Linked DNA regions of Homo sapiens: region 2 is linked to region 1. Evidence: read pairs that join two places in POLR2A ChIA-PET (ENCODE). Cell type or tissue: PC-9. All regions are shown on one strand. Each heading gives the region's core, and the rest is flanking DNA. Links, peaks and the distances in the headings are about the cores only. Region 1 overlaps LOC105374781 (a long non-coding RNA gene). Region 2 overlaps SPRED2 (sprouty related EVH1 domain containing 2).

The links. ChIA-PET counts read pairs that join two places held together with the same protein. Peaks named below come from ENCODE experiments on the same cell type or tissue, not always from the same donor. Only the 100,000 strongest peaks of a DNase experiment are listed, where the experiment ranks them.
Region 2: POLR2A ChIA-PET joins it to region 1 with 5 read pairs; 9 of 35 experiments call an interaction of 5 or more read pairs at or near these places.

What each region holds. Positions count from the first base shown.
Region 1 is chr2:65,503,259-65,508,642 of GRCh38, forward strand. The region is part of intron 2 of LOC105374781 (a long non-coding RNA gene); the gene reads right to left. Among named protein-coding and RNA genes, the nearest start is that of SPRED2, 73 kb to the left of the region's middle. In PC-9, for the core only: no CTCF peak of the experiment used is centred there; a DNase peak (open chromatin) is centred at 2,343; H3K27ac peaks cover 1,579 bases.
Region 2 is chr2:65,422,942-65,428,325 of GRCh38, forward strand. All of the region lies in intron 1 of SPRED2 (sprouty related EVH1 domain containing 2), which reads right to left. Among named protein-coding and RNA genes, the nearest start is that of SPRED2, 7.0 kb to the right of the region's middle. In PC-9, for the core only: no CTCF peak of the experiment used is centred there; no DNase peak of the experiment used is centred there.

The sequences.
Region 1 (5,384 bases), core at 270-5,269:
ACCCACTGTTTGGGGCTGCCCTTTCCACAGCACTTTCTTCAGGGAGGGACTTGCCGTTTGGTAACTGACACCCCTCACCCCCACCACTTCTCTTCTGAGGAGATGGAAGAGCTGCAGCATAGAAGAAGCTGGGGAACAGGCCCAAAACCAAGGGCCCCAGAGTCTAGGTGGGATTCCTTTGGCTCTGGCCCTAGGCCTGGCATCTGAGTATTATAGAGAAACTCATTTTATGTTTATCCAGGGGTTCTTGCATTGCCTGTGATTTCTGAGGATGCTTTTAAATCACTAGTATTCACTGCCTCTACTAGAACTTCTGTACACTGGATTTTATTCCCCCCAGCTATAAGGGCTTGTGAAAATATCTTAAAGAGTAGAGTAAGTAGCTCGGGCAGGCTTGCATTTGCAAAAGCCCACCCTCACTGATGGAAGACTGGTGGGAGGCCCTTGTGATAGGTTGAGGGAAAGAAGCTGAGGTTTTAGTTGGGGCCCAGGATTGGGGTGGAGGGGAGGAGATGGGTGTGAGTTTTCCCCTTCCCTTCTCTGTGGGCGATGCTCCACATACGGTGGCAAGGAAAGTTTTCTGCATTCTTCAAAGCATGAGCAGAGATCTTTTGCATGCTGTTTCCACGGGTGTTTCAGGGAGCTCTCTGTAATAAGGGTTCCCTTTGTGGCAGTTGGCAGTCGGTTCCAAGCTCATCATTTTGTTGCAGCAGGACTTGGCAGGGGCATGGGAGAACAAGACTTCTGCTGTTCCTTTGCCACTCTGAGCTCTGCACCCGTACCTATGAGGGCTACCTCTTTCCTCCATCCTGTTCCACCTGTCCTCTTCCTGCCATTCTTTTGTCCAAACCTGTGGGAGGCTGCATTCAAGTTCACAGAAAAGGGGTACCTGTAGTCAAAAAGGGTAGGAGGATGGGAGGAGAGGATTAAGGAAAAGCCAACTTTTGCCTCAGATGCCCGGCTGCTTTATTATGCATGCTTTCCTCTTTCTCACTGTTTTTTGGAAAGGCTGAAAATAAACACTTTTGTAATACTGACTTGTAGTTCACACTTTCCTGACAAGTTACTCAAACTGCAGCCACAGCCGCTTAAAGAGAAGTTTGACGCAAGCCTTATTCAGCAGACGCTTTCTAATTCAGAATGTTCCGAGGCAGTTGATCTTGCTACTTCTAAACTAGTGAAGGGGCCGAGGAGGGGGCACATTGCTTAACCTGGGAGCCCTGGGCCAGTACCCACCACCAGCAAGTCCACCAGCATCTCCACCACAAAGTCAAGCTTTTGAGACTGCTGGGTCCTCAGGGCTGTTACCCAGCTCACTTATTCAAGAAATGTCACAGAGTCATTAAAAATCTCACCTGGAAGAAACTATGAACATCTCTTAATTCAAGATCCCTTTTTCTGTAGGCCAGAGAAGTGACTTCCCTGCTTAAAATGAACAGAACTATTAGGAGCTAGGGATACAGCCCCAAACTCTGGAAGCTTCCCATTGAGCCATGCTTTGTTAATTTCATGGATTTGATTTATTACGTTTCAGTTTTTATTACAAAAACTTTCAAACATACACAAAAAGTTGAGAGAAGAGTATAATGAACATCTGTGTACCCATCACTCAATGTCAATACTGGTCGCCGATTCGATGTTATCTTATCTAGTCCCCATTTTCCCTCACTGCAACCAGATAGACGTCGTAACACTTTATCCACAAGTACAGCAATATGTGTCTCTAACAGAAAGCTTTAAAAAATAGTGTAACCATAGTTACCATTATCACATCCACAAAATTAGCATTATTTCTTAGTGTCATAATACCTTCGAACACAGTTTTCTCCGGTTGTGTCAAAAATGTCTTTTTGCAGTTTGTTTAAATGAGGATCCAAACAAGGTCCACACATTGCATTTGTTGACATATTTTAAGGGGTTTATACTGTCATGGTCCCTCCCCTATACCTTCCCCATGCCATTTGTTTGTTGATATAGTTGGGTCATCTGTCCTTCAGAACTTCCCACGTTCTGAATGTGGCTGGTTGTATTCTGCTGGTGTCCTTCAACCTATTTTTCCATCCTGTTTCCTGTACATTGGTACTGAAGATGTAGACAACAGTGATTCTCAGCTGGGGGAGACTTTGCTTCCCTCACCTCCCAGGGGACGTTTGGCAATGTCTGGAGACTTTTGGTTGTCACACCTGGGGGTGGGGGTGCTTCAGGCATCTGGTGGGTAGAGGCCGGGGATGCCGCTAAACATCCTGCAGTGCACAGGACAGCTGCCCACAGGAAAGAACCACGTGTCCCCCAATGTCAGTAGAGCTGAGGTTGAGAAACCCTGACTGGGAGACTTGAAATTCAAGTTTTGCTTTTGGCAAGGATATTTCATAGGTGGAGCCGTGTACTTCCTGCTGCATCATATCAGAACACTGTGTCTGATGTTAAGGTGATGTTTCGGTTGGTCAGTGGATTCAGGAGGGGTCAACCTCACACATCATAAAATTAGCCAAATGGGCATGTTTTGAGAGTAAAAGGGAGTGCTATTAATAGATGAAAACTGGGAATGTTTCTGGCAAACAGAGACATGTGATTATCCATTGATTTTTCAAGAGCTTTATTCATCTCTAATGAATTTTCTTTCACTTTTTTACCAGTTTTAATCAAAGTTACATGGGCACATAATTTTTTTATTTTTAAATTCATATATTTTTAAGAGACAAGGTCTCACTCTGTTACCCAGGTTGGAGTGCAGTGCTTGATCATAGCTCACTGTATCATCAAACTCCTTACTTCAAGTGATCCTCCCACCTCAGCTTCCCAAATAGCTAGGACTATAGATGTGTGCCACATGTCTGGATAATTTTTTTTTCTTTTGTAGAAACAGCGTCTTGCTATGTTACCCAGGCTGGTCTGGAATTCCTGGCCTCAAGTGATCCTCCTACCTTGGCCTCCCAAAGTGCTAGGATTACAAGCATGAGCCACCGTGCTTGGCCCATGGGCACATAATTTAAAGAGGCACATAATTCTCCTAAACTTGTTGCTGCGGTAATTTCCTCATTCCTCCCTATTTTCCTTTCCTAAGAGGCAACCACTTTCAATTCTTTCAGTTGGTTCTTGTAATATTTATCCTCACACATCCTAATATGCTTAAATTGCTACTTCATGGTTTTTCTGTTTTTGGCATTTTAAAAGGACTTCTTTCTAAAGAATATAATTTATCTTTCTGACAATGCTCTCTAGCCCCCAGTACAAGCCTTTCTTGACCTTTCATTTTCTCAGAACAGTGAAATTCTAATTTTAGCTGTCTGCTTATATTTAAGAGTGGGGTATTAAAAAGCCAAATAGCAGCTCTGATCTTGTGAGTGGAGCCTGTTGACTGCTATCTTCCCCATTGGGTTATCTGGCTATGCTACCCTCCAATGTCAGGATGTTTGATCATTTCTTCTTGGGCCAGTAAGTCTTCCAGTCTTCTGCCCAAGGAGATAGACCGGGCTGCCAGGGTCCTGGGACCCAGGTGGGGCCAAAGAGCAGTGAGTCTCAGCATTCCTTCTGTGGACTTTCCTTTTTTTGTTGTAATTCCTTGCCATCAGTGGTGCCCGCTGTCCTTCAGTCAGTCCTTAGAAGCTCCATTAACTTCCTCCAGAGAATAAACCTTAAGTCTAGTGGCAGGATTGTGGGAGGTCAGTTGCCCAGTTGCACAGAATTGGGGAAGGAAGCTAAGGATCAAATTGTTATTTTTTTTAAAAAAACAGCTTTATTGAGATATAATTGACATAAAATAAATATCACTTATTTAAAATGTACAATTTGATAAGTTTTGACATGTGTATACACCCATGAAATTATCAACAGTCAAGATAATGAGCACCTGGGCATGGTGGCTCACGCCTGTAATCCCAGCATTTTGGGAGTCCAAGGCAGGAGGATGACTTGAACCTAGGAGTTTGAGACCAGCCTGGGCAACAAAGTGAGACTCCCATCTCTACAAAAAATTTGAAAATTAGCCGGGCGTGGTGGTGCATGCCTGTAGTCTCAGCTACTCAGATGACTGAGTGGGAGGATCGCTTGAGCCCGGGAGGTCGAGGCTGCGGTCAGTGAGCTATGATCACACCACAGCCCTCCAGCCTGAGTGACAGAGTGAGACCCTGTCCCCCTCCCCCCCAAAAAAGTAAAAATAAGATAATGAGCATATTAGTTGCCCCTTAAGTTTCCGTTGCCCACTCAGGCAACTGCTGATCTGCTTTCTGCCACTAGATTGGTTTGTATTTTCTAAGATTTTATGTAAAAGTAATCATATAGTACTTGCTCTTTTTAGGGGGGAAGGATTCTGCTTTTTTTTCACTCAGCATCATTACTCTGAGATTCATTCAGGTCGTTGAGTATATCAATAGATTATTCCTTTTTATTGTTAAGTAGTATCTCATTGGATTAATACACCAAAATTTGTTTATTCATTTACTTGTTGATGGACATATGGATTGTTTCCAGTTTTTAGTTATTACAAATAATACTGCTATGAACATTCATGTGCAGGTCTTTGTGTGGACATGGTTTTTCATTTTTCTTGGGTTAACACCTAGGAATGGAATGGCTGAGCCATATGGCAGGTGCATGTTTCACTTTTTTTTTTTTAGTTGAACTTTGAACAACATGTTTAACCTTTAGTGAAACTGCCACACTGTTTTCCAAAGTGGTTGTACCATTTCATATTTCCACCAGCAGTGAACCAGAAAGTTCTAGGTGGCTCAACATCCTTGCCAACAAGTGATTTGGTCAACCATTTAAATTTTAGATATTCTAGTGAGTATGTAGTGGTATCTCACGGTTTTAATTTGCATTTCCTAATGACTAATGATGTTGAGCATCTTTGCGTGTGCTTATTTGCCATCTGTATATCCTCTTTGGTAAATTGTTCAAATCTCTTGCCCATTTATAAAATTTGGTTGTTTTGTTTTCTTATTGAGTTTTGAGATTTCTTTACATATTTTGGATACAAATCTGTTATCAAATGTGTAACTTGCATATATTTGCTCCTAGTCTGCAGCTTGCCTTTTCATTCTCCTAACAATATCTTTCAAAGAGCAAATGTTCTCAGTTTTATTTCTTTTTTCTCCATAAGAGATTTTAGAATCTTCCATAAGTGTTCTTAATTTTGATGAAGTCCAATGTATTGATTTTCTTTTATTGATTTTGCTTTTGGTGCTGTTTCTAAGAAATATTTGCTTAACCCAAGGTCACAAAGAGTTTCTCTTGTTTTTTTTTTTTTTTTTTCCCTAGATGTTAATAGTTTTAGGTTTAGGTCTGTGATCCATTTTGAGTAAATTATTTTTAATTAATTTTTTTTTAAGAGACAGAGTCTTGGCCAGGCATGGTGGCTGACGCCTGTAATCCTGCCAGTTTGG
Region 2 (5,384 bases), core at 80-5,079, 81 kb before region 1:
TGACTTAACCTTTAAGCAAAAGGGAGAAATGTAATAACTATATTAAGACTATAGTCACACTTACGCTGCTTTAAAAGATCTATAAAAATGAGTAAAATTACTGGGATGTTGATAAATTAAACCTCTAGTCTAGCACTATGTCTGTATTCCCACTCCATCGTCCACTTTATTCCTTGGCTGGAAAAATAAAATGAAATGCCAAACATGGCATTCAAGTAGACAAAACATGTCATAAGCCAAGTGACTCCTAAGAGGATGGTCAGTCCCACCCATCCACACCAAGCCTACTGACTTTTGTTTTAGAGAGAATTTGAATGCTGCTGGTAATAAGGTATCTAGACCACATATCAGGAATGGCGTAGGGATGGCAGGGGAGCCAAGGATGCTATTACAGGTAGGTACTCTTACCCTAAGAGAACAGACAAGCTATAAAACTCAGAATCTCAAAAAGCACAGCCAACTGGGATCACTGAGTAAAGGGGCCAATGGTCAGCTGGGCATTATTGATTATCACAGTACAAAAACTACCAGGACACCATTAGAAAGCCAAAAGAAACAGTCAGTCTTAGAACATGACTTCTAAATCCTAATTATCCTCCCACAAGCTCCCTGAGGAGCCTTGAGCAAGTCATTTCAGCTCTCTAAGGTACAAAGTGAAAATCTTGTTTCCTGCCTTGTAAAGTTCATGGATCTCCTCTGCCTTGTAAATTCTGAAAAGAAAGAACACCTTATTACATGATGGGGGACAGACCTGGGGTAGATGGATGCTACTGAATCTCAATTTCTCAGGTGCTGTGCTAAAATGTTTTACCAAGGCTACCTCATTTATGCTTTTTTTTTTTTTTCTTTGAGATGGAGTTCTGCTCTTGTTGACCAGGCTGGAGTGCAATGGTGCAATCTCTGCTTAGCACGATCTCTGCTTGGCATAACCTCCGCCTCCCAGGTTCAAGCGATTCTCCTGCCCCAGCCTCCCGAGTAGCTGGGATTACAGGCATGTGCTAGCATGCTCAACTAATTTTGTATATTTAGTAGAGATGGGGTTTCTCCATCTTGGTTGGGCTGGTCTCGAACTCCTGACCTCAGGTGGTCGGCCCACCTCGGACTCCCAAAGTGATGGGATTACAGGCATGAACCACCATGCCTGGTCCATTTCTACTTTTTAACAGCCTATTAGGTATACAGCAGAATGAACCTCATTTACATTAATCCAGGGCTGGTGGCTTGGGATACTTAGCAGGGTCCCTTAGTGGCAGGGGAAGAGGTACGGTCTCACTCCAAAGTCCATGATTCTTCCACTACCATCATGGCAGCCTCTCCTTTAGTAGTTTTGAAAAAGCAACTCAAAGTCTTTTTTGGATATAGGTATCCAAAAAAGATAATTGTTAAATTGTGAAAAATTGTTAAATTTTTATACACGGTACAATTATTTTTTCAATTAATGAATAGTTACTTCAACCAATTGATAACTGTTTACAGAAAGCCTACTATGTGCTCAGTGTTCTGCCAGGCCATGGGTATGAGGGTTAATAAATTATTCTCAAAGGGCATGGTGGTGTACACCTGTGGTCGCAGCTACTTGGGAGGCTGAGATGGGAGCACTGCTTGAGCCCAGGAGTTCAAGGCTCCAGTAAGCCATGATTGCACCCCTGCACTCCAGCCTGGGCAACAGAGCAAGACCCCATCTCTAAAAAAAAAGTAATAAAAATAAAAGATAAAGCTATTCCCATGCCAGGTGCAGGTGGCTCATGCCTATAATCCCAGCACTCTGGAAGGTCGAGACAGGAGGACTGCTTAAGGCTAGGAGCTGAAGGCCATCCTGGGCAACGTTAAGAAGACCTCACCTCTACTAAAAATTTAAAAATTAGCCAGGTGTGGTGGCGCACACCTACAATCCCAGCTACTCAGGAGGCCAAGGCAGAAGGATCACTTGGAATACTCCAGCCTGGACAACAGATCAAGAGTCTGTTTCAAAAACAAACAAACAAACAAACAAACCTATTCCCACACCTAGAAAGACAGATGGGCCAAGCTTCTCTGTGCATTCTCAGTTAGTATGGATGCAAATACAAAATAAACAGTGCGTATCTGAAAAGTCAGTACTGGAGGCCAGAGCCAAAGCAAAGCAGTAAGAAAAAGAAACAAGAGGAATAAATAATGAAAATGAAAAGACAAAGATGTCATTACCAGATGAACAAATGAAAGTCAATTAAAAACTTAACTGATAATTAAGTTTTAAGCATTTATAAATGGACCACAGGAAATATATCAAAGAATAAAAACAACCAGATCTGAAAAATCGTTATTTCAGGACACAGAGGAGCCAAAACCATACATTTTAGAAGCTCCCAATATTTGTTCTAATCTCTTCAATCACAAGTGTTAAATGCTAAGGGTGAAGTCAAAATCTGTTTCTTTACCTTTACCCTCTAAGTGCAAGTAAACACAGAAAGTTTGTTTTTAAATAAATATTCAACTACCCTTTGAGAGTAGCAGGAAGAACATAAGCACAATTTGATAATACGTGTGCAATATGCCACATGTGAACATAATGTTGATAAAGGTTACATGAGAAAGGGAAATGGGTAGTTATGAAACAATTGTTACTTAATTTAGCAAACTCCCATGATCCTGGCCTGACTTTCTTTCCATGACATGGGACATATGTCAAGATGTAACAATCCTTCATGTCTATCCAGGGAAAGCATATAAAAAATATATTTTGTTCCACGGGGCACTGGAGCATCAATACAAAATATTTCTTCTACTTCAAAGTCACTAAGAGCCCTAGAAAATGCCTTAAAAGCACCATCACAATGTTCTAGATTTAAATAGTAATTTTTAAATATTTCTAAGAATAAGTTATCAAGTTTATTGAGATGACGGGGTCTTTTTAAAAAACTCGGCCTAATTTACCTTAGTAAAAACAAGCCCAAACAAATAATCACATACACCAAAACTTTCTGGTCTGCCTCTATTATCACTTGTTCAATTTCTGAAAATTTTGCTGTTAGACTGTATTTGTGTTCAGCCGGCAATACAAGAATGATGCCAATATTGGAGTTCATCAGCACAGCTGTATCCACCCTCAAGTGTTAAGACTCCAGCAGAACCCTGCAGCTATTGAAAATTGTTAATACTGTGATTTCTGCAGAGATTCTCCTACAGAGGCATAGAAACAGGCCCTGTCTTATTGTGGTCAAGATTTTTTACTTGTCAGTTCTCGCAACAATGAATGGAATAAAAATGGGTTTTGAGTTACCAATGACAGATCACTACCACCAGATAGTTCTGCATGGAATTTCCACAAAATACCAGAGGCTCAATGTGAACATGGTTGAGTTTCTCAGGAGGCTTATATATATATATACCCTAAGTTAACCAAATACAACAATTGTAATTATTGCATTAGTCAGTAGGGATGAAACAGCACTTTAAAATAATTAAATCCATTATTTTATTCAATAGACATTAAGCAACCACAATGTGCCCAATGGTGTTGGGCCAACAACTAGAAAACTAGGCATTTGAGAAGTAACCTTGAATCCAAAAAACTCAAATTCGGATGCAGAATCTAGCTGGGTATAAGCCCAACTTGAAATAATAATTGCCATGTAATGTAGGGAAAAAAATAATACACACAGACATTGATTTTGACTTGCATTTTGACTTTGACTTGATTTTGACTGGGAGGAGGGGGTTATGGTGGGAAAGTCAAAAAGGACCACCCAAACGCAATGGCTCAGAGATGGCTGGGGGCATGAGCAGAATGTCACCTACTGGAGAAGTGAAGGAAGAAAGAAGAGAATTTCAGAATAAAAGCAAGAGTAAGCAAATTGCTAAGGCAAAACAGTTTTGGGTATTGCTACTGATCCACTTTGTATATATTGTACTGGATAAAAGGACAGGAAAGCAGAGGGGACCAGCTTTAGTTAGAAAGGAGGTTGCATTTGCTAATATTCCCATGGAAACAAACCCAGACCACAACCAGCTGATGGAGCTTAGTCCACTCCAGGTCTACCACCTCACTAGCTGTTCAGCCTTGCACTAGGCACTTAAGTTTATACTATGACAGGTCCTAGCTTACAAGCTCCTTAAGGTCTTTTCAGGTTTTTTTTGTTTTTTCTTACTTTTAAGATTTTTTTTTCCTGGAGACAGGGTGTCACTCTGTCGCCCAGGCTAGAGTGCAGTGGTACGATCACAGCTCATTGCAGCCTCGACCTCCTGGCCTGAAGCCATCCTCTCCCCTCAGCCTCCTGAGTAGCTGGGACTACAGGTGTGCGCTACCACACGCGGCTAATTTTTATTTTTTATTTTTTTGGTAGAGACAGGGTCTCACTGTGTTGCCCAGGCTGGTTTTCCTGGCCTCAAGCTATCATCCTCCAGGCCTGGGTCTCCAGTAGTGTGGGGATTTTCTGAGGAATAAATCAAGATTCTAATTCTGCACAGTCAACTCCATATTTTTAACATTTAAGGGTTCTACTCATGTATAGTAGAACCATACCCCCTGGTAGAAACATACCTCCCTTTTTAAGGCAAACACAAAGAAAATGGATCAATACTCACTGTATCGGTTTAATTTCCACAACTGTTATTTCAGTTAACATAGATCTAACATTCCAATAATAACCAACTCTGAATTTGCACTACTCCCATTATCTTTGAGGTGTATCACAGAATTCTCAAGCCCAAATTTATTTAAATCCATTTTAATTCAGTATGCCCCTCATGCTTCACAGCATTTTCTGGGAAGATAAGTGAAGTGAGAAAAATGATGGCAATGACAGATTGTCACCAGTTCAGAAGAATAATGAACAAGCATGATTGGCAGAAAGGCTGCGAGCTCTGAGTCAGAACGACTGAGGCTGGACCACCCCAATGGTTCATAGTGGTTAGTTAAGAGCACAGAGACCTTCCTGAACCAGGCTACTGGAGTGCTCCATTCCCAGCTCCTTCAGTTACTCACAGGATGACCTTGAGGAAAGGACTTCACCTCTCTGTGCCTCACTTCTCCCTATTATAATAGGGATAATAATACCAACTACCTCGCAGGATTTTTAAGAAGACTAAATGAATAAAGTGCTTTAAAAAAATGTTTGCTGTCTCGGGCAACTAACTTGACCTTGGCTTTCTCATCAGTTAAATGGGGGTAATACCTTCTTCACAGGGTTATCTGAAAATGAAGCTCAGCCTGAAAGAAATCTATCTCAGTGCCCTGCAAAGAGCCACATAGGGCACCTGTTTTATGCCTAGCCCTGTACTATAAGCTTTACGTAGGCTGTCTCATTTAATTCTCACAGCAGCTCCACAAAATAGGTAGTGTCTATTCCCATTTTGTCCACTCCATATAAAACTGACATGACATATGAAAGTAAACTGCCTTAGAT